Regions from separate parts of the Homo sapiens genome. Here region 2 is linked to region 1. Evidence: read pairs that join two places in POLR2A ChIA-PET (ENCODE). Cell type or tissue: OCI-LY7. All regions are shown on one strand. Each heading gives the region's core, and the rest is flanking DNA. Links, peaks and the distances in the headings are about the cores only. Region 1 overlaps TMEM131L (transmembrane 131 like). Region 2 overlaps TRIM2 (tripartite motif containing 2).

Region 1 (11,510 bases), core at 2,438-10,437:
TCCCGGGTTCAAGCAATTCTCCTGCCTCAGCCTTCCCCAGTAGCTGGGATTACAGGCACCCGCCACCATGCCCGGCTAATTTTGTATTTTTAGTAGAGACGGGGTTTCTCCACGTTGGTCAGGCTGGTCTGGAACTCTCAACCTCAGGGGATCCGCCTGCCTCGGCCTCCCATAGTGCTGGAATTACAGGCGTAAGCCACCGTGCCCGGCCCTGACAGGTGTTTTTTTTTTAAAGTCCCAATATGAGCAAATATCTCAAAATGATCTTCAGACAAATACAAAGAATGTTAACAAGATTGCCAGAAAAATCTAATGAAAAATTTCTAACTATTCTTTGAAGGACCAGCCTCATGAGTAAAGGAGCCGGCAGGAGCAAGGGAGCCTCCTGCTTCACAGCAGCTGTTACAGTCGAGCACAATACTAACATGTATATCAGTGTTTCACTCCACCAGGGCCCAGTCCCATCTCTCAGAATACCCAGACAATATGTCATTATTCAAAAAGTTAAGTCTTCTCTCCTCAAAAAAAAAAAAAAAAAAAAAAAAAATCTAGCCTCTGAACATAATGTTTTTAAAACGGAATGCAGCAGAAACCTTTTTAATTGAAGTTTCATGCTGTCCATTCAGCAGACTAGCATAGACCACACACTTGCCCATAAAGTATAATTTACTATCACCAAGCTCACTTATATAATATAACCCCACTGTCAGAGGAGGACTTTAAAAACGATTTTTCTTATATGAAACCCAACAAACACTGGCACTGGAGAAACCAGTCTAGAGTGTGCCCAGAAAAACAAGGACTCCTTAACACAAGTCAGAGGACTGCTGGGTGTTTGTTTTGTTGGGTTTTTTTCCGCCTCCCCCCCTTTTGGGGGAGGTATGTGACTTAAACATATGTTGTATGAAAAGCAATTTTTCCTTGAGAAATAATGGTAAAGATCTCACTGTTTCTTTCCCAAGGTTCTGTGACAGAGGTTGCTCTTTGGCCCCTAATATCCCCCCTTCTCGTCTTCTTTCACATAATGGAATTTTTAAGTGGGCATATTTCCAAGGCTTCTCTGCATCTGGGTACGGCCACGGGACTAAGTTCCAGCAAATGGGGTGAAAGCCGAAGTATCGCGCCGGCAGTTTCCAAACTGCTGCCAGGAAAACAAACGTCTCCACCTTGTCCCACGAGTAGGAGATCCCAGTACCCTGGGGAAGGCGACGTGGGGTCCCTAAAGACTTCCTGGAGCCAGCGGCTGCATATCTGCAGACTCTCTCAGGAGAGAGAAAACACTCTCTTAAGATGTAAGCTTTAATTCTAACTGGAACAGCTTCCCATTCTTTTCCAACACCAGAAATTGCCAGCAGCAGCTGCTCAGCGGAACTAATACTACATGGCCTCATCACTCCAGCCCCTGCTTGCCCTGAGGGAGGCGGGTTTTTCAGCAGTGCCAGCCTTTCAGGGCGGCCAGAAGCAGAGCATCCCAATAAACCAGAAAGCTAAGTGGCTGAAGCAATAAAAGTCACTCAAACATAACCCAAATCTGATGGTAAAACAAAGAAAATCCTAAGTATGGAAAGGATGGTTCCTGCTGTCTTTCACTGGGAAAACCCATTGGTTCTGGTGGGGGCCTAGGGTGGCTTTGGCCCTGCACTGATGTAAACTGGGAAGTGCCTGCATGTGACTGGTTTAGAGCCTATCCTTCTGCTTCGTAACTAGACCTGCAGGGACGTACAAGGACCTCCATGAGATGCTTCAGGGAACCAAAGGTGGGAGGGTATTCCAGACTGATGTGGCCACACCAGAAAGAAAAGAGGTGCTAGAAGGAGCACACAGGTGACATCCCCACCTGGAAGGAACAAAGTCCTGGAAGGAGCATAGTCAATAAGAACCACTGCCATTTACATTTCAGGGAAGGCAAGGGGTAAGAATTATCCTACTCTTTGAAGATTGCTTAAAACATCCTCAAATACCGATACACATTACCTCCTTCCTGTGGGGTGGCTGGCAGGAACCTTACAAGGGAAAATACTTGTGTTCCCGCTCTACTTAAAGTTGTTCAGTGTTGTGTGAAACTGCAGAGTTCTTGCAAAATCAGAAGAGAAAAAATCAGGGAAAGTTGCATCTTGCTTCCCAGTTAGTCTAGGGAGAAAGGAGTCCATCAGATATAACACAGCAGTGGAAGAAACAATGAGGCTAAATTCCTACAGGTTTGTCAGAGGCTTTTGAACCAGAGCAACTCCATCTTAAATAGGAGCTGGGTAAAACGAGGCTGAAACCTACTGGGCTGCATTCCCAGACAGTTAAGGCATTCTAAGTCTTGGATGAGATAAGAGGTCAGCACAAGATACAGGTCATAAAGGCCTTGCTGATGAAACAGGTTGCAGTAAAGAAGCCGGCCGAAACCCACCAAAACCAAGATGGCCACAAGAGCGACCTCTGGTTGTCCTCACTGCTACACTCCACCAGCGCCATGACAGTTTACAAATGCCATGGCAACATCAGTATGTTACCCTATACGGTCAAAAAAGGGGAGGCATAAATAATCCACCCCTTATTTAGCATATCATCAAGAAATAACCATGAAAATGGGCAACCAGCAGCCCTCAGGGCTGTTCTGACTATGGAGTAGCCATTCTTTCATTCGTTTACTTTCTTAATAAACCTGCTTTTGCTTTGCACTATGGACTTGCCTTGAATTCTTTCTTGTGTGAGATTCAAGAACTCTCTCTTGGGGTCTAGATCAGAACCTCTTTCCTGTAACAGGTTCACTGGGTCCCAATCAGGAACAATCTACAAAGGTGGAGTTAACCATAAAGATGAGTACAAGAGATCATCTAATGCTCTTGTGATCAGAAGTTCAGTTTCCACTATTATAAAATTAAGGTAAGACCCTGTGATGGTTAATACTGAGTATCAACTTGATTGAAGGATGCAGAGTATTGATCCTGGGTGTGTCCGTGAGGGTGTTGCCAAAGGAGATTAACATTTGAGTCAGTGGGCTGGGAAAGGCAGACCCACCCTTAATCTGGGTGGGCACCATCTAATCAGCTGCCAGCGCAGCCAGGATATAAAGCAGGCAGAAAAGCATGAAAAGGCTAGACTGGCTTAGCCTCCCAGCCAACATCTTTTTCCTATGCTTTCTCCCGTGCTGGATGCTTCCTGCCCTGGAACATCAGACTCCCAAGTTCTTCAGCTTTGGGACTCGGACTGGTTTCCTTGCTCCTCAGCTTGCAGACAACCTATTGGACCTTGTGATCGGGTGAGTTTAATACTTTGTAATAAACTCCCCTTTATATATATACATAGAAGGGAGGGAGGGAGGGAGGGAGATAGATAGACAGACAGACAGACAAGACAGATAGCTAGATAGATCGATCGATTCTGTCAGTTCTGTCCCTCTAGAGAATCTGACTGACACAGACCCCCTAAATCCATTGTGAGGATTAAATGAAATGTGTTTGTAAAGAGTTTTGCCAAGCACCCAGCAAAGTGTTTCAGGATTTCTTTTATTAGAGGTTGTGGGGAGGTGGGCAGAATGCCTCCAACAGAACTCCAGTGCCCTGACAGCTAGAGGCTGCACTGCAGGCACTGCAGCAACTGAAGCAGGAGCCTCCCTTTCAATTCAGCTCAGGGAACTTAATTGTTCTTAATTATACAGATGCCACTCATATGCAAATCATACATGAAGAGTTTTCCTTTTAAATTGTAATTCTTCTTTCAAACCCTTGAGGCACTGAAGTGTTATTGCTGAAGATGTCTGCAAAAGAAAGAATGGCCCTGCGTGGTCCCTCAAGCCCAGGAGTCCCTCTCCACAGGCCCTCACTCCCTCTGCCCCATCAGCAGCTTGTTAACCCCCCCAGTGGCCAGGTCTGCCCCAGTCTTGCTCCTGGATTTTCAGCCCAGATCCTAACAACTTCCCCTGTCTTTCCAGCATTCTCCATCCCCAGACAAAGCACGGTATGAATCCTATGCAGATGTGCAGGAAGGCAGGGAAAAGCAAAGATCAGCTGGTAGCAACGTGGTTTTGTCCATTCAATCCTTCTCTCAATAAATACCCATTCCAAAAGAAGCAGAGCGCTCCAATAAAAATTGTGTTTTGAAGATTGTAAACAGCAACATGAAAAAAGTGCTGCCGTTGCCGTGACAAGTAAACAAAAGGAAACAAAGCTGCTGTGTGCAACAAGATTACAACTAAAAAAAATATACAAAGGAAAATGAGAAGGCAAATACCAAAATATTAACAGCAACGTTAGGATGAGTAGAATATCAGACACTTTCCTTTTGCCTGACTCTCCAAAATGGTTCTGAACCTGTGAGAATATTAAAGATGTTCAGAACGATGTGCTTTTTGAAAACTCAAGAGCAATAGGAAGGTACACTCTTCCTAAATACAGCTTATAGTTATTTCTTTTTTTGATTCAAACAGCATATTTCCACATTAATAAATTATTTAAAAGCTAACAAAAGTTAGCTTTTAAATAATTGGTTTTGTTATGTTGCTTCACTTCCCCTAACTCGCTGGCCACCTCTCAGTCTCCTCTACCACCCTTCTGAATGCAGAGACACCCCAGGCTCCAGACCCTGGTCCTCTTTTCTAAGCAATCTAAAATGACTCAATGCTTATCTGATCCAACGTGAAGGCTGTAAACACCACCCCAAATTTACATCTCTAGCCCAGCACCCTTCCCAACTGCCCATCCACATGTGCTCTGGAATGTCGAAAAGACATCCCAAAACTCAACAGGTGTGAAACTGAGCTCCTGATCTTACCCCCACACCCAACTGCCCACAGCCATCTCCGCTCAGTTGTTCAAGCCAATAACCCTGGAGTCATCCCTAACTGTTCTCTTTCTCACACCCCGCATCCCATCCATCGGAAATCCCATGAGCTCCGCTTTCACCAGGCCCACTGCCACACCTGATCCAAGCACCCATCATGTCTCTCCATCTCTTGCTTCCTGGCTGTAAGGGCCTCACTGGTTTCCCTGCCACCCAGGCTCAGCACTGCCAGCATGGCCTCTTTAAACCTAATTCAAATGGCATCACTGCTCTGCTCAAAATCCCCACAAGAACTCCGCATTTCCAAGGCCTCACGCTGTGCTCTCCCTGTGACCTCACCAACTCCACACCCCTCTCCAGGTCTGTACCCACGGTGCTCTCACCACAAGGGTCTTCTGGCTTCACTGGGAATATCCCAAGTATATGGTCCTCCTACCTTAAAGTCCTTTGCAGTGGCTGTTCTCTCTATCTGGAACATTCTTCACCCAGACAGCCTCATGGCAAACTCCCTCATCTCCATCAAATCCTCCAACTCCTGGCCAGGCGCCGTGGCTCACGCCTGTAATCCTAGCACATTGGGAGGCCGAGGCGGGCGTATCACGAGGTCAGGAGATAGAGACCATCCTGGCTAACATGGTGAAATCCCGTCTCTACTAAAAATACAAAAAATTAGCCGGGCGTGGTAGCACACGCCTGTAGTCCCAGCTACTAGGGAGGCTGAGGCAGGAGAATCGCTTGAACCCGGGAGGCAAAGGTTGCAGTGAGCTGAGATTGCGCCACTGTACTCCAGCCTGGGCGACAGAGCAAGACTCTGTCTCAAAAAAAATAAAAAATAAAAATAAATCCTCCACCTCCTTCAAATCCTTGTAAAATCTCACCCTCTTAATAAGCTTCAACCTCCTGTTTATAGCTGCAGCCCACACCACAATCCTCATCCTCTTTTCCCTTGACCGGTTGTTTCCACTTTTTCTATACCACATATCACCTTATAACATCCATAAAATTTAGTTTCGCAGTTTTCTCTTTCTCACATCCTATTAGACTGCAAGGTCCACTAGATTTTGGTCTATTTGGTTTGCTGTTTTGTATTTACAGAACACTCACTCGGTAACATTTGTTGAGTGAAAGAAAACCTTCCCAAACCGGTGTCATTGATTTATAAAATCACAATTCAGGCCTCATAATATTTCTTTTTAATTACTCAGTATAAAGCTGGCTTCATCCTAGCATGTCAGAAACTGCAGAATCATAAAAAACGTTTCCCAAACTTCAACCAAAACCTTCACCAAATCTAATTTACCAAAACAATAAAAGTATGTATAGAATACTTTTAAAAACCAATGTCAGGTTGGTTATATTTCTTTTTCAGCTTAAAAAATATATCGGGTCTATTCATGCCAATCACAAATACAACATTTAGTGATTTGCTAAATTACGAATGCTGTAAATGTTAGAGGGCAAGACAACTAAGAAACTTAAAAATGCAAAAAACATAGGATCCTACTAAGGAAAATAAGGTACTGAACCAGGCAATGAAAAGTTTAGAAAGAGATTAAGCTAGAAATTGCCTGATCAGGTGGATCATGCTCAAACAGGACTGTAAGAGGAGGTCCAAGTTGGTAACCCTTGGCTTGGGGAGAATCTTTTAGAAAGTAGCACCCACAGCCTGGGCCTGGTTCAAATGCTTTGACTAACCATCTGAATCAGCAACATTGGTTATTGCAGCATGCCTGAGATGGTTCTTTTAGTTCCACTGCTTGAATGAATAGATCTGTAATCCCAGAATGAAGAAATAAATCAAAACCTAGAGTAATTTATAAGCCAGTGACACAAAATACAGGCAAACTGAGGTGAGGCTCAGCACCTGATTGGCAGCCTCCCCTCCGCCACTGCTGCTGCAGATGTGCGCCCCACTCCCACACGCAGTCCCCCTACTTATAATGGGGTGAACGTGGCCAATGTGGAAATAAAAGAATTAAGAAGGAGGCTGGGTGCGGTAGCTTACGCCTGTAATCCCAGCACTTTGGGAGGCCAAGGCGGGTGGATAAAGTGAGGTCGGGAGTTCGAGACCAGCCTGACCAACATGGAGAAACCCCGTCTCTACAAAAATACAAAATTAGCCGGGTGTGGTAGTGCATGCCTGTAATCCCAGCTACTTGGGAAGCTGAGGCAGGAAAATTGCTTGAACCCGGGAGACAGAGGTTGTGGTGAGCCAAGATCGCCAACACTGCACTCCAGCCTGGGCAACAAGAACGAAACTCTGTCTCAAAAAAAAAAAAAAAAAAGAATTGAGAAAGAGAGAGAATCCCTAAATCCACCTGTGCCTGAAGCTAATACCCCTGCTTCTTCCAGGTTACCAGGGCCAATGAGTTCCTTTAATGCGTCAGCTAGCTGAGTGAAATCTGTCACTTGAAGCTGAAAAGATTCCAACTAGTAGGTACATGAACCCAGCAACTAAAACATAATTCATGAGATTGTGTCCAAAAGTCAGCAGGTAACCTTTGGAACGTTAAGAAACATTTTATGACTATTTATAAAAACAAATGCTTTCCGAGAAACAGTATAATTTTGCAAAAGGCTGAAGATGATCTGAAATTCCCACTTAAAAAAAAAAGAAAAAGTGTCCGTCGAAAAGTACAAACTACATTTTCTTTATAAAAGAACCAACAGGTTATTTTAGGAGGGATAAAAGTGTTCTAAAATTAGAGTGTGCTGCTGGTTGCAAAACCCCACAAATACACTAAAAAATATTGAGTTGCACTCTTTAAGTGGGCAAATTGTATGCCATGTGAATTGTATCTCAATAAAGCTTTTTTTTTTTTTAAAAAAAAAGCACTAATAGCAAGTAAGCACACACGCCAGACTCCTAATTCAATCATTCTGTCAGGATTCCATGTAGGAAAGAGGAGGCCATTTCTACAGATGCATCTTCTCACACATGTACCCATACAAGCTCTACACAAGCTCATTCCCTTTCTGTGCACACATACGCCTCCTGTACATAATGAAAATGCCATATGCAGATGCATTTGATTAGCACCATCCACATTTCCCATAATTATGCAGTGCTTTGTAAGCTGCAGTTAATTCCTGACTATTATCCAAGTGCAAAATCATTCTGCCTAATTTCAAGCAGCCTGGCAGCTGCAGAGGAAGAACAGCTTTGGCCTTCAGTGGAGATCCATTTGACATATAACCCCTGCTGCTACAAGGACTCCAATCATCTAGAGCTAATCAATTTCAATCAAGCAGGCTCTACTAGACTGGAGAACAATGGTGATTTCCTTCTTCATCTGTTAGCATGCACCTTAAAAGGGCCAGAAGATGAAGAGAAGGGCAGAAATCAGGACTGGGGTTTGGTGGGGAGGTGGTGGAGAGGTGGGGAAATAGAATAAGAGAAGAACAAGTGCTTACACCAGACATGTGATCCTTAAAACACCTGGCTTCCAGAGCTCAGCAAACTCTAACAGTACAAAATTATCCTAAATTCGCCAGTTCTCCAAATAATCCCTTGACCTCTCTTCTTAGGAGGCATTTCCGGATTTTAAATAACTTCCATTGTCTTTTTCCTTTAACTATAAACAGAGATAAGAAAATATACTAACAGCACTTTATACAATAAAATAGCGTATTATACTGTAAAATGCCACGTTTATATAATAAAATACTGTATAATAAGGTAGTCACATGAATTTTTAACTCTCATTACAGACAACTCAATTTTTATTCTGGATTCAGTAACATTTTTGAAATATATTCCTTTCCTCCAGTAATAACAAAAGAGGGAAATCCTGTAGAGTTCACATTCTGACAGTATTTACAGGATTAATCCCTTTATATCCAAGAAAAGGTATATCCTCTGTAGTGGAATCTTTAAAAATGTGTAGCTCCTAAACACTTCCTCCCTTTTAAAAAGAATTCTCATGGGCACTGGCTCCTAGAGTCAAGAAATAATTTAGTCCAGTAATAGCCAATGTGGCCATCTCTCAGAGATAATATGGATTCAAGGGTTCCAGCACTTCCCCCGTATCAGAATTTCTAGGGATAGAGCCTAGGAATCTGTGTTTGAGGAATAGCTCTCTCAGACAATTCCAGTGTACATGCATCCACTAGGGGAGCAGAAGGAACCTGAGTACATGCATTTGGGAACCACTGATCCATTTATCCATCTATCTGCTGCTCATTCCAGGATACTTGCAGTGACACTTCTGTTTCCAATGCAGCTCATTCCCATTATAAAATTCTTCAGCCTCAGCCAGAGTCAGGCTGCAGGAAATGAGCTAGCTATTTTAAGCAGAAAGGGATTTAATATAGAGAATTAGGTGCTTATAAAATCACTGAAGAGTTCAAGGGAGCAGGCTCTATGCCGGGCCTCCAGGAAAGACTCCCAGAACCACATGGAACTGGCCCACAAGGGGTGCTGGTGCCTCTGCCACATCAGGAAAGTGGGGGGGCCTCAGGAAGCTATCTTGGAACTACTGAGTCAGCCACATCCTCTCAGCTGCGATCCTAAGACCTAAGAGCTACCTCTGTCACTGCTGCTGGTCCAATGTCAGATATCAACTCAGTCAAACAGTGGGACGAAATCACTCACTTTTTGCTATGCTCCAGAGGTCGAACTTGCATGAGTGAAATGTGCTTGTGAAAATACCCAATGAATACCTTTTAAAGGTACTTGCCAGCACCAAGTACAGCAAGCCAGCCTACCCTGGACAGAAGACCCTCAACTTCAAACTACGCCTATGCAGCATTCTCTTTTCAAGCAGTCTCTAACAACCCTCAAGTCTCTCTCACCTACAGTACTTCCTTTGGGCGTTTTTCTATTTCCCCTTCCTGTGGGGAAACTGCTCGTTCATGTCCCAGTACTGTACCATACCTAATAATATCTTTTGAATTTATTCTTTGATTTAGCTCATAATGCAGCCTGTCTAGATCAGGGTCCTGATTTATCATCCAATAAACCGGCTCTTTTCCCCAAAATGCCACCATCCACCAAATTAATGACACTTAAACTATCAGTTTAAGTATACTAATGCCACTTCCCCTGGAATATCCTGATAATCACGTTACCAAGATCTGCCAAAATTCAACCAGCAATTTTTACACAGTATTTCCCGGACCTTATATCCAACACAGCATTAGGTGTAGTGAATGGATAAAAGTATAAAACACAGACCCTGACTACAAGGAGTTTGTATTCTCCAGGAAGCAGCACAGACCTAAAAAAAAAAAAAAAGGACAACAGAGATGGCAAGAATTTTAGAGGCTGCAAATGGAATATTTGACACAAATATGAACTATAAACTACTTAGATTTGAAATAATGATGGTCCTTAAAGCATGTGTGAGGTCTCGTGAAATGAACATATGGTAACATCTTGTGTAACAGCCTGTTTTAACAGAGACCATTTTTGCAATCAGATCTTACTTAATACACTGTGTGACTTCAAAACATGGGCATAAGCCAAATACAGAAAATCTCCCACAGGTTATGTGAAGGGGGTAGGGGAGAAAAAGGGAGGTGTTTGAAGCAAATGAAATCATTCCTATCACAAGGATTCAGACCAGAGAGTATACCACAGCGTGACATAAAACGTACACATACCCTTAAATTTTAAAATTTATTTTCCCTTGTGCTCAAACTACTTTTCCTCCTAGATTTAATTTGGTGTTATATTTGTGCTTGCATTAAGATTTTCCCCCCAAGGATTCAGTTTTCTCTTCTCTTTAGTTTTTCAACTCTTTCAATCCACTCCCTTCCAAAGTAGCAGTATCTATTTCTAAATAAAGAGTCCACTATAGGTTTAGTTACTTTACATACTCACTTTCAGTAAGTGGAAACATATACACTGACTAAAGTTCCTCTTCAAGTCATGCTGAAGATGAAACAGGTACACCCACAAAAGCTTGCCAATTTTAGTGGAAATTTTACTTTCATTTCTTTTGTAAAAAGGATTCCATCCCATCTACATTTTAGAAGTATGCTGTGTACCATTTCCTTAAATAGAATATTCAAAGTAATCAATCATTTCTTTTACCAGTGCAAGTACAACTGACTCTCTATGGAACAGAACATTTCCATTTTCTACAGATGAAAGTCAAGGTTCAAAGACATGAGGTTAAGTGTCATTTCTCATAAGCACCGAGATAAAATTAATCACAAAACCTCCCAGAAATCACCAGTGATCACAGAACAGGCAACTGATGGGCAGTCTCTGGGACCCTCTGGACAGTGGGGATAAAAGCAATGGAAGGTTCTTCCTCAGCTCACTGGATCCCACCTCTTTAATCCGGAGGCCACAACTCTCGGAGGCCAGACCCACAGAAACTTACCCTACCGAAAGGGTGCCAAAATTCAAAGACTGGTGTGACCCACCATACACTGTGCATGGTCAGATAAGAAACCATTGCAGATGTTTCTCTTGAGTTTCAAAGTCTACCCTATCTGTGGCCCACACTCTCCGAGGGAGGGGTTGGCTCCCCCACCCCCAACCAAATCCCTCTCTCCCCAAGACTATTTCTATTAGGCTTGGAAGCTCTGAAACAGAGGCATACGCTGTACCTGCTTTGCTTGTGGAACAGCAACTTTAATATGAACACATTACGAGACAGCCTAGGCAGAGAACCTATAAGAGACCAGGTTCTGTTATTTTAGGGAAAGTAGGAAAAACATTAAAAAGAATGCAAGTGAGAAAGCAATTTCCTCCTTAAATTTAAAAGTATTTTCCTCCTTTACCTGCT
Region 2 (11,510 bases), core at 2,460-10,459, 260 kb after region 1:
AGCAGCATTATTCATAACAGCCAAAAAGTGGAAACAACTCAAATGTCCATCAACTGATGAATGAATCGATAAATTGTGGTATATCTATATAATGGAATATTATTTAGCCATTAAAAAGAGTACTAATATACCATAACATGGATGAACCTTGAAAACATGCTAATTGATGGAAGCCAGACTCTAAAACTCACATATTGTATGATTCCATTTATATCAAATGTCCGTAAGTGGCAAATCCAGAGACAGAATGCAGGCTGATGGTTGCCAGGGATTAGTGGGAGGAGGGAGTAGGAGGTGACTGCTTAAAGGGCATGGAGTTTCTTTTTGGGGTGATGAATACGTTCTGAAATTTAGACAGTGGTGATGTTTGCTCAACTTTGTGACTATACTAAAAACCACATTAGTTGTGCTTTTCCAAATGGTTGAGACCTGGTGCAGTGGCTCACTCCTGTAATCCCAGCACTTTGGGAGGTCCAGGCAGGAGGATCCTTTGAGCCTAGGAGTTGGAGACCAGCCTGGGCAACATAGCAAAACCTATCTCTTAAAAAAAAAATTAGCTAGGTTGGTGGCATGCGCCTATAGTCCCAGTTACTCGGGAGGCTGAAGTGGGAGGATCACTTGAGCCTAGGAGATTGAGGCTGCCATGAGCCATGATCATGCCACTGCACTCCAGCCTGGGTGACAGAGTGAGACTTTTTTGTCTCCAAAAAAAAAATTAAAAATAAAAAACATCATTATAAAAAGAAAAACAAAAAAAACAGGCCAGGCTCGGTGCCTTAACACCTGTAATCCCAGCACTCTGGGAAGTTGAGGCAGGCAGATTGCTTAAGCCCAGGAATTTGAGACTAGCCTGGGTGACAGAGTGAGATCCTGTCTCAAAACAAAAAAACAAACAAACAAATAAAATTGTTGAAATATTAAATTTTATGTGATGTGAATTTTATTTTTTATCTTGTATTTATGTATTTATTTACTTTTGTAGAGAAAGGGTCTCACTTTGTTGCTCAGGCATGTCTCAAACTCCTGGCCTCAAGTGATCCTCCTGCCTTGGCCTCCCAAAGTGAGCCACCAAGCCCAGCCTGAATTTTACTTCAGAAACAAACAAACAAAAATTGATCTCAGCTTTGAAGAGACAGCAGCAGACCTGGCTTATTATTCCTAGTTCAATATCTTAAGTGTGTCTTGGGAAGCCAAGGCCCTGAAATGATTTTGAATTATCAATAGCTAGTCATTTTCAAAGGCTCGTGCTTCGGTTCTGACAGCTTTGGTTTAAGCTGAGAGCTAATTGTGTGGGGCGTGTAATTCTGCTGAGCTCATCCATTTCATCCATCTCCAGTGAGATGATGCTGGTGCGGCCTGGGGTGGGTGGGCAGGCCAAAAGCTAGGATGAGCTTGTTGTTGATGGATAGTCACCATTTATGTTCACCAGAAGAGACTGGCAGGATCCTATGCATTCCTAACATGCAAAAAAGATGGTCAAGGTCTTGCAGCCAACCCTGAGGCTTGGCTTCTTAAGGGCACTGACAGTTGATCCTGATATGGAAGTGGAAACTTGTTAGTGGCAGGGCAGTCTTAATGAGGACCTCTCCTTTGCACCTTTGACACCCTTGATAGTCAGGTGCCTAAGCAACCAATAACAGGGTTTAATGATCATTTGTGTTCCAGGGACCATGAGGCATGAGCTCAAGTGTCTGCTTTAAGTGCAAAGAACCTGTTAGATCACTGACCATTATTTTTCTTTTTCTTTTGTATTTGAACAATGCCACCATGGCAGTTTAATTAGAAGACAGATAGTGTCACAGCACTTAAAGTTGATGACAGGCTTTCATCCACACGTGCCAATCAGCATCAGACAGTGGGGATGGCAGCACCCTGCTTTATTGTTAATGAATTGATTTTATTAACCTTCAGATGCTTGGATTGTTTTTAAAGATCTACTCACAGCAACTAACTGCAGCAATTTATCTGGAACATTGCATGAATTTGGCTTGAATATGCAATGAAGACTTCTGTTTCAAAACAGCAGCAGTGAACTTCTACAATCTATAATCAAACAATAGAATGATTTAAGGCACATGCTGCTAATTTGCCAAGCATTCTTGCCCCCTAATGTTGCACATTTAGATTATTTCCAATTTTTGAGCTTTATCTTCCGCTCTAGCTATTTCCTTAGAAATATTTCCACTGGTGGAATTACTGGATTAAAAGATGAGAGGCTGTATAAAACACTCATTATATTTTGTCAAATTGACGTAAACTTTCTGAAGAGCAATTTACCCTTCCACCCACAGCATATGAAAATGTCTCACCATACATACTCTCAAGAGCGCTGGTTACTACCTTTTAAAAAATTTGTAGTTAATTTGAAAAGAACTGATTATCTGTGAAGCTTGACATTTTTCCATAAATGATTTTTAGGCATTTATATATCCTCTGTGGATTTTCTGAGTTATTTGCTCATTTTCTTTTATGATGCTCATATTTTTCTTAATTTGTAAGTGCTTTTACATATTAAGAATTTGCAGGCTGGGCGCGGTGGCTCACACCTGTAATCCCAGCACTTTGGGAGGCCGAGGCGGGCAGATCACGAGGTCAGGAGATCGAGACCATCCTGGCTAACATGGTGAAACCCCATCTCTACTAAAAACACAAAAAATTAGCCAAGTTTGGTGGCGGGCATCTGTAGTCCCAGCTACTCGGGCGGCTGAGGCAGGAGAATGGTGTGAACCCGGGAGGCAGAGCTTGTAGTCAGCCAAGATCGTGCCGCTGCACTCCAGCCTGGGCAACAGAGCGAGACTCCGTCTCAAAAAAAAAAAGAATTTGCTGGTGGGCTGGACATAGTGGCTCATGCCTGTAATCCTAGCACTTTGGGAGGTCCAGATGGGAGGATCCCTTGAGGCCAGTTTGCAACCAGCCTGGGCAACATAAGACCTTTTCTCAACAAAAACTTAAAGAATTAGCCAGGCATGGTAGCATGTTCCTGTAGTCCCAGCTACTCTGGAGGCTGAGACAGGGGTATCACTTGAGCCCTGGAGTTGGAGGTTACAGTGAACCATGATAGATAGTGCCACTTGCACTCTAGCCTTGGTGACAGAGTGAGACCCAGCAAAAAAAAAAAAAAAAGGAATTTGCTGGGGTATTTTAATTAATAATTTTACAGCCAATGTCATTAATTAAGCTACTAATGATTTTCTTTTTGTTCTATCTTCATTAGGTTTTGGTATCAGGGTTATAAGCGTATCACAAATGAAATGGGAGACCTTTCTAGCTTTTCCTACAATGCAGAAATATATATACTATGTATTTAATAAACTTACTATACTATGTGTAGATATTTCTGTTCTTTTCTTTCTTTGTGTATGTTCCATATGTTTATTTTATTACTCTTTTTCTAACTTGAGTTGAATTCTTTTTTTGGGGGGTGGGTGGGGGTAGGGGCAGGGTCTCGCTTTATCACCCAAGCAGGAGTACTTTGGCACGATCACAGCTCATTGCTGCCTCAACCTTCTGGGCTCAAGCAATCCTCTTGCTCCACTATCCCCCCCTGCTTTTTTTTTTTTTTTTTGAGACAGAGTCTCACTCTGTTGCCCAAGCTGGAGTGCAGTGGCACAATCTTGGCTCATTGCAATCTCTGCTTCCCAGGTTCAAATAATTCTCCTGCCTCAGCCTCCTGAGTAGCTGCGACTACAGTCATGTGCCACCATGCCCAGCTAATTTTTGTATTTTTAATAGAGACAGAGTTTTACCATGTTGGCCAGGCTGGTCTCGAACTCCTGACCTCAGGTGATCCACCTGTCTCGGCCTCCCAAAGTGCTGAGATTATAGGTATGAGCCACTGTGCTCGGCCTCATGTTTTGATTTTTTTGTAGAGATGAGGACTCACTATGTTGCCCAGGCTGGAATTCTTTTTAAATAAAGGAAAATACTTAAACCTATAAAATTTCCTGGGTAGAGATTTGACCCTACACATTGGATATAAAAAGTTTCCACTTCCAATACTTTGTAAATAGTCCAATTTTCTATTATTTCTATTATTTTCTATTGATTAAATAATTATTAACTTTTAAAGGAGATTTGTTTTTTCCCCATAAACATGTGTTACTAATGTAATTTTAGTGCATTGTAGGGCAGGAACTTGCTTTACACAATGGGAAAATATAGTGGTATTTTCTTTGTGACCTAGTATAAGATTAATTTTAGTTGCTGAAGTTCTCACGATCTAATAGCTTAGCTTAACAGACTTTAGCACAGGCCTTTTTATTTGTGGGAGGCAGATTGTTGAGTCAAAGAGTACTCTTTTCTCTGAAATTCACGCTGTCTTCCCCAGGCCCATTGATGCCATTCTAGTTCCATCTCTTATCTCTCATTTGGACAATTCAGTAAACTCATAATTGGTTTCCCAGCCTTTAGTGTCTGCCACCCCATTCCTCCAAAATGTCAATAAAATACCTATCTCCTGTTCAGAAGGCTTTGATGCTTTTGCAATTTAAGAAATTGACGTCAAACATGTTCTTAATGATATTCACAGCTCATCCCAATCTCTCCACATCTATCTTTTCAGGCCCACCTGTGTCCCACCCTCAACTCCGCTGTCTCCATGTTCTAGCCGCTTCCTTGAGCTATAAGCTGTTGCCTGAATTTCATGACATTCTCACTTTACTTATGGAGGTAACATTTATTTTTTTTTTCTTAATTTTTTTTTTTTTTTTTGAGATAGAGTCTTGCTCTGTCACCTGGGTTGGAGCGCAGAGGCGCAATCATGGCTCACTGAAGCCTCAATGTCTGGACCCACAGGATCCTCCTACCTCAGCCTCTGAACAGCTGGGACTACAGGTGCAGCCCCATCATGCCCAGCTGATTTTTGTATTTTTGGTAGAGGTGGGATTTCGCCATGTTGCCCAGTCAGGTCTCAAACTCCTGGGCTCAAGCGATTGGCTTGCCTCAGCCTCCCAAAGTGCTGGGATTACAGGCATGAGCCACCATGTCTGGCCCTTAGAAACATTAGGAGACCTACTATAGACACTGGTGTAAATTTGGGATATGAAGGGGCTGTCATGTAGAATGAGAAATAATGACAGTTAGAAATATTAGCTTGGCTGGGCACAGTGGCGCATACCTGTAATTTCAGCACTTTGGGAGGCCAAGGCAGGTGAATCACTTGGGACCAGGAGTTTGAGACCAGTCTTGGCAACATAGTGAGACCCTGTCTCTACAGAAAATACAAAAATTAGCTGGGCGTGGTGGCATGCACCTGTAGTCCCAGATACTGGGGCAGAGGACAGGACTGAGGTGGAAAGATCGCTTAAGCCAGGAGGTCGAGGCTTCAGTGAGCCATGATCGTGCCACTGCACTCCAGCCTGGATGACAGATTGAGACTCTGTCTCAGAAACAAAAACAAAAACTAAAAAACCCATAAAAAATAAAACAACCTAATGTTTCTAAGACTTTACTCCTCTATCAAGTCACGTCTCCAGAGAGCCTCATTTTAAGGGGCACTCTTACACCTGATAGAAATACCTTCCCATAACTAGTATTTAGAGTGCAAGCTCCAGGCATAGACAGCCTCAGCATTCACTAAGCACCAGTGTGAGAAGTGGTCATGAGGAAAATACTCAACCTGCTTTCAAAAGCAGCATTTAAAAGTTCTTTTTACAAAATTTAGATGATCAATTTCCCTTGGCATAAAATGCATGGAAAACTGATAGCTATTAATAGCCTGGTGTGCTTTCAATTAAATTATTACAGATGTGTAAGCCATGGTGTCCTTCTCTTGTTTTGGCTACCAGAAAGCTCAGGATGCTATTTCTTCCAGGGCTAGCTTTTACAATGTGCCCAGCAAGCTTTGTGACTTAAACTGTTTCAGCCTCAGTTTCTTCATCTTATAAAGTGAAAGTAACCAACAACTACTTTGCAGAGGGGGGTTTAAGGAGCCAAATACGGTGTCTGGCAAATTTGTTCAACAAATATTTATTGACTTCTATGTATAAGACACTGCCCTCAGTGCTAGGGGTCTAATGACAGGTCCTTGCCCTCCCAGAGCTCACATTCTAGAGGGAAAGCCAGGACTAATAAGTACACAAATACACAGCTGATGGCAAGCAGACCACAGTGAGCACCAGGGAGGAAAGAAAGCAGGGACATGATGGAGGGTAACCAGCTGTAAGAGGCAACCTGTGTTAGACGGTACAGGTGGAGAAGACTGCTGTGTGCAGGAGAAATTTGCAGTGAGACTTCAAGGAAGAGAATAAGCTCGCCACATAAAGAGGAAACAAAGAGCAACCCAGGCAGAAGGAACAGAACAGCCAGGCCCCGAGGAGGGAAACCATTTGGCAGGTTCTAGGAGGCTGGTGAGGCTCCAGCACAGTGTGCAGAGAGAATGCTGGGAGATGAGGTAAACAAACAGTAGTGTGGCTAATAAGAATTGCTTTGCTCTAATGATTGCTTGCTTGTCTTAGTGGTTTTGTTATACCTGGGCCTTTTGTTTTAAGCAGTTTCAAATACTTTTGAAGTGACCAATATACAAATGAGATGAATATAAAGTAATTAATGAAAAAATGTTAAAGCTGACATTTATCAAGATCCTACTATATGATTTACATGACTTGAACATTTAATTCTTCCAATATTCTATATGGTAAATACTATTATTACTTTTTTTTAACTGATAAAGAAATGAGACGCAGAGAGTTTAATAAACTTACCAAAGCTGGCACAGGGAATAAGTTTAAGAGCAGGATTTGAATCAGGCAGCCTGACTCCAAAGCCAATGTCCTTAGACGCTACACAATGCTGCCTCTTCAGGTTACATAGCTATTGTGAATCAGTTACTTGATGGTACCCACAGGTCCTCCTGAGCTTCTAACAGTTATTGTACTCACTAGTAGCAAGAAATATGTTTGGAATTCATAATCTATAATCTACTATCAGGGATTCACATAGCTTCAAATTCTATCTATTAATAAGGAATAAGGTCTAATGTAGCATGAGAAAATTTCCCTCCCAAGAAAAATAAAGAACTCTAATTAACATTTTAATAATCATTCTCAACTTACAGAACTTATCCATTGTTAAATCCGTATCCATAAATTTATTACACAGATGTTTATGTAGGTCAGCTTGCAAATAGCTACTGGTTTGCTGTCCTGGGGATACCAACAATATGTGTGAAGGAGACACAGTGGAGATTGATTTCGTTATTTAAATAGTTCTGGTCAAAGAAAGTGAGCAGGTAGTCTGAGGGCTGGTAAAAATCTTTTTTAATTACTGATTTTTCCACATGGAGTTCTGTTTCAATCTGTAATCTCTGATGTACCCAAAGCCTCCCCAAGGCCACAGTAGTCATGCTCCCGGGCAGTATCTGCCATCCCAGCCACTTACATTCCCATCGTGGTTTGGGCAAGAGAGAGGCTTTCCCGCAGCCACAGCAGTGACTGTCTCCAGGATGGAAGACTCCTCAGCGTTGCTGCCTGGAGTTCGCTGCAGCACGTCCATCAGGTTTGTGATGAAGAAATTGTTCTGGAGCGCGGCCACCCCTTTCTCGGGCAGGATGGAGGTCTGGCGGCACACTGGGCAGGAGAGGGTTAAACTGTGGGCAGGAATGTAGTTCTGCAGGCACCTGTTGCAGAAGCAGAGGTGGAGAGCTTAGCACAGTGCAGAACCTCCACTTCTCACAGGTACCATACATGTTCTCAGTGACTACACAAGGTATTTGGCAGAAACTCCCATCCCAGTCTCCTTTACTAGGAAAATAATATTTCAGAAACCAACAGGTAAGCTGTACTCACACTAATGAGGCAAATGATTATGCTCAAGGAAATAAAAAATGTCATTGACTTTTGTAGTGTTTTCTAGTGCCTTGGCACACAAAGTGTGGTCCATGGATGAGCAGCGTCAGCCTCCCTGGGGGGTGCATTTGGTAGAAATGCAGAATCTTAGACCCTATCGAACACCTGCTGAGTCAGCTCCCCATGTGATTTGCATACATGTTAAAGTTTGAGAAGCACTGGCCCACAATATCTAGCAGTGGGCTCATAAATGTGTGGACTTTGAAATTGAAAGAAACACATCAAATATTTTTGTTAGCAATAAAATTCTTCTTACGTACAAAATCATAATGAGATATAAAAAACACATCAAAGTGGAAATATTTGCTTGAAGCAAGAATGGGACACCCAGAGTCAGAGCCACACCATCTCTTCTCCTTGTCTCTACTCAACAGGTATCAACTTAACTCATTTAGTTAAAGAAGTGTGTCACTAATAATGACTCACACATATGCTGCTCATTGAATTCAAAGTACTTCCAATGAGCCTATGAGATAGGTACTGTTATGATTCCTTGAGACACGTGATGCAACAGACAGAGACAGGCCAGCGTACTTGTCCAAGATACTTAGCTGGTCAGGAGCAGAGTACAAAGTACAAATTCAAACACAGGCAGTTTGGCACCATAATCTAAGCTCTCAATAATTAGACTATACAATTTTTTCCAGTACCTAGCCAAACAATTCAAAACACACCAACCTAGCCCCATTCCCCTTATTTTGCAGATGAATAGACCTGACATCAGAGACATTCACTGATCTTGTCTATGTCACAGAGGTAGCTAGCCCTGAACCAATACCAGACATGAAACAGCTTTTGCTAAGGTCATTAACGACGTCTGAATCCAGCAGATGTTTTTCAATTTTATCTTACTAGACTTCTGGGAAGTATCATTAAGCTTGATTATTGCTCTGCTCACCTTCCTTTTTATTGAAAAATTTCTCTTCCCTTGACTTTATGACACCACACTCACATGGTTCTCCTGTCTGCTCTGTCTTTTCTGAGTCAATACAGTTTTGAGTTAATCAAGGTTCCATTCATCATGAGACCTCTTCTCTTTCTGGAATATTATATTCATATCACAGGTGTGGCTACAAGCATCAGGCTCCCAAAATTATATTTCTTCCCACAGACATCTCCTTTGAGCCTCATTAACTGACCTGTTGACATCTTTTCTTAGATGTCTTGCAGGTCCTAAAACTCAACATGAACAAAACCAAACCCATTATCTGAACCCCAGACTGTATCCTCTCCCATTCCTGATGAATAGCACCTCCATCCATTTATTTAAACAAACCAGAAACTAGGAGTCATTCTTAAAACAGTAACTCCCTTACTGTCCTTCATTTTCCATATCCAACCCATCACCAAAGCATGTCCAAATGCCTACATATCTTTCTAACCTCTCCAGTTCTCTTCATGCCCTGCTATATAACCATCCTTGTACCCTCTAACAATTATCCACATTGCAACCAGAGTGACCTTCTCAAAACTCAAAGAGAGCCATTTAAATCTCCCTCCCACACCATCTGAGATGAAAGCCATGCCATGGTTTCCACTTCCACTGCTCTTACAACAAAGACAAAAATCCATATATGGCAACATGGATTACACATCTCATATGGCCTAGCACCTACATACTTTCTGTCTCTTCCCCTCATTTGCTGCATACCAGCCACAGTGGACTTATTTAAGTTCTTCCTCAGTGTTGAATAACCCTCTCACTGTAGCACCTCTCACTCACTATAGCAACCTCCCACTATAGCACCTTTGCACATACCTGAAATTCTATTCACTCCCCTTTGTTTAGTTAATTTTTACTCATCATTGGGGTTTCTGCGTAATCATCACTTCTGCAAGGAAGCCTTCCCAGATTAGGGCAAATTCCTCTATTATATTGTTTCCTGTATACTTCTGGTGTACAGCACTTGTCACTGGTTTAATTTCACATTAGTCTGAGCAATTAGGGGGTTAGTGACTGGCTCCTCCACTAGGCTGTGAGTTCCAAGGGGCCAGCAGCTATGTCTGGCTTTGCTCTCCTTCAAGCCTTTTGATGCTGTTTTGGAAGATGTGGGATAAGAGTGACTGTAAGGGCTGGGCGTGGTGGCTCACGCCTGTAATGCCAGCACTCTGGGAGGCCAAGGCGGGTGGATCACGAGGGCAGGAGATCGAGACCATCCTGGCTAACACGGTGAAACCCCGTTTCTACTAAAAATACAAAAAAAAAAAAAAAAAAAAAAAATTAGCCGGGCGTGGTGGCGGGCGCCTGTAGTCCCAGCTACTCGGGAGGCTGAGGCAGGAGAATGGCGTGAACCCGGGAGGTGGAGCTTGCAGTGAGCCGAGATCGCGCCACGGCACTCCAGCCCGGGCGGCAGAGCGAGACTCTGTCTCAAAAAAAAAAAAAAAAAAAAAAAGAGTGACTGTAAGGTGCTCACTGAGTAGCCAGTATGAATGTCCAGCAGAGGCTGAACATGGGGGTCCTAGAGCTCACTCTCCTGACAGTGAGACAAGCTGTAAAGTTTTGTCTCTGCATAAACAAAAATTTCCCCACCGGGCGCAGTGACTCATGCCTGTAATCCCTGCTCTTTGGGAGGCCGACATGGGCAGATCACGAGGTCAAGAGATCGAGACCATCCTGGCCAACATGGCGAAACCCCGTCTCTACTAAAAATACAAAAATTAGCTGGGCATAGTGGCGCATGCCTGTAGTCCCAGCTACTCGGGAGGCTGAGGCAGGAGAATCACTTAACCCAGGAGGCGGAAGTTGCGGTGAGCCGAGATAGCGCCACTGCACTCCAGCCTGGTGACAGAGCAAGACTCCGTCTCAAAAACAAACAAACAAACAAACAAACAAAAAACCCCATTTTAAGGAAAGTTGCCAGCACCTTCAACACCTTCAAACAGAAATCTTCTCGGCTGGACGCAGTGGCTCACGCCTGTAAGCCCAACACTTTGGGAGGCCAAGGTAGTTGGATTGCTTGCGCTCAGGAGTTTGAGACCAGCCTGGGCAACATGGAGAAACCCTGTCTCTATAGTCAGGCATGGTGGTGTGCACCTGTGGTCCCAACTACTCAAGAAGTTGAGGTGGGAAGATCTCTGGAGCCTGGGAAATTGAGGCTGCAGTGAACTGTGATTGTGCCACTGCACTCTAGACTGGGTGACAGAGTGAGATCCTGTCTCAAAATAAATAAATTAATAAATAATTAATAAAATAAAAAATAAAAGAAGAGGAAATCTGGCCAGGCGCAGTGGCTCACGCCTGTAATCCCAGCACTTTGGGAGGCCGAGCTGGGCAGATCATGAGGTCAGGAGATCAAGACCATTCTGGCTAACACAGTGAAACCTCGTCTCTACTAAAAATACAAAAAATTAGCTGGGCGTGGTGGCAGGCACCTGTAGTCCTAGCTACTCAGGAGGCTGAGGCAGGAGAATGGCGTGAATCCGGGAGGCAGAGCTTGCAGTGAGCTGAGTTTGCGCCACTGCACTCCAGCCTGGGCAACAGAGTGCGACTCCATCTCAAAATTAAAAATAAAATAAAAAAAGAAGAGGAAATCATCTCAACATGCATGAGGCTGGAACAATTTTAACACAGAGCATTGTGTAAGGACTTGCTGTAGCAGAATCTCACAAATCTCTACCACCAGCTATTGGGTGGGGAGTGGAAGTGGGTTGGGCTAGATCCCCAAA

Evidence for each region. Peaks named below come from ENCODE experiments on the same cell type or tissue, not always from the same donor. Only the 100,000 strongest peaks of a DNase experiment are listed, where the experiment ranks them.
Region 2: POLR2A ChIA-PET joins it to region 1 with 15 read pairs; 2 of 35 experiments call an interaction of 5 or more read pairs at or near these places.

Annotation. Positions count from the first base shown.
Region 1 is chr4:153,528,530-153,540,039 of GRCh38, reverse strand. The region is part of intron 3 of TMEM131L (transmembrane 131 like); the gene reads right to left. LOC105377498 (a long non-coding RNA gene) reads left to right here. Exons shown (of 3, transcript XR_939363.3): 2 at 3,168-3,250. Among named protein-coding and RNA genes, the nearest start is that of TMEM131L, 68 kb to the right of the region's middle. RefSeq lists enhancers at 3,451-3,956, 4,471-5,046, 5,047-5,623. In OCI-LY7, for the core only: CTCF peaks have their summits at 3,780, 8,677 and 8,876; no DNase peak of the experiment used is centred there; H3K4me3 peaks cover 672 bases; H3K27ac peaks cover 2,403 bases.
Region 2 is chr4:153,271,998-153,283,507 of GRCh38, reverse strand. It overlaps TRIM2 (tripartite motif containing 2), which reads right to left. Exons shown (of 12, transcript NM_015271.5): 3 at 7,378-7,615. Among named protein-coding and RNA genes, the nearest start is that of MND1, 67 kb to the left of the region's middle. In OCI-LY7, for the core only: no CTCF peak of the experiment used is centred there; no DNase peak of the experiment used is centred there.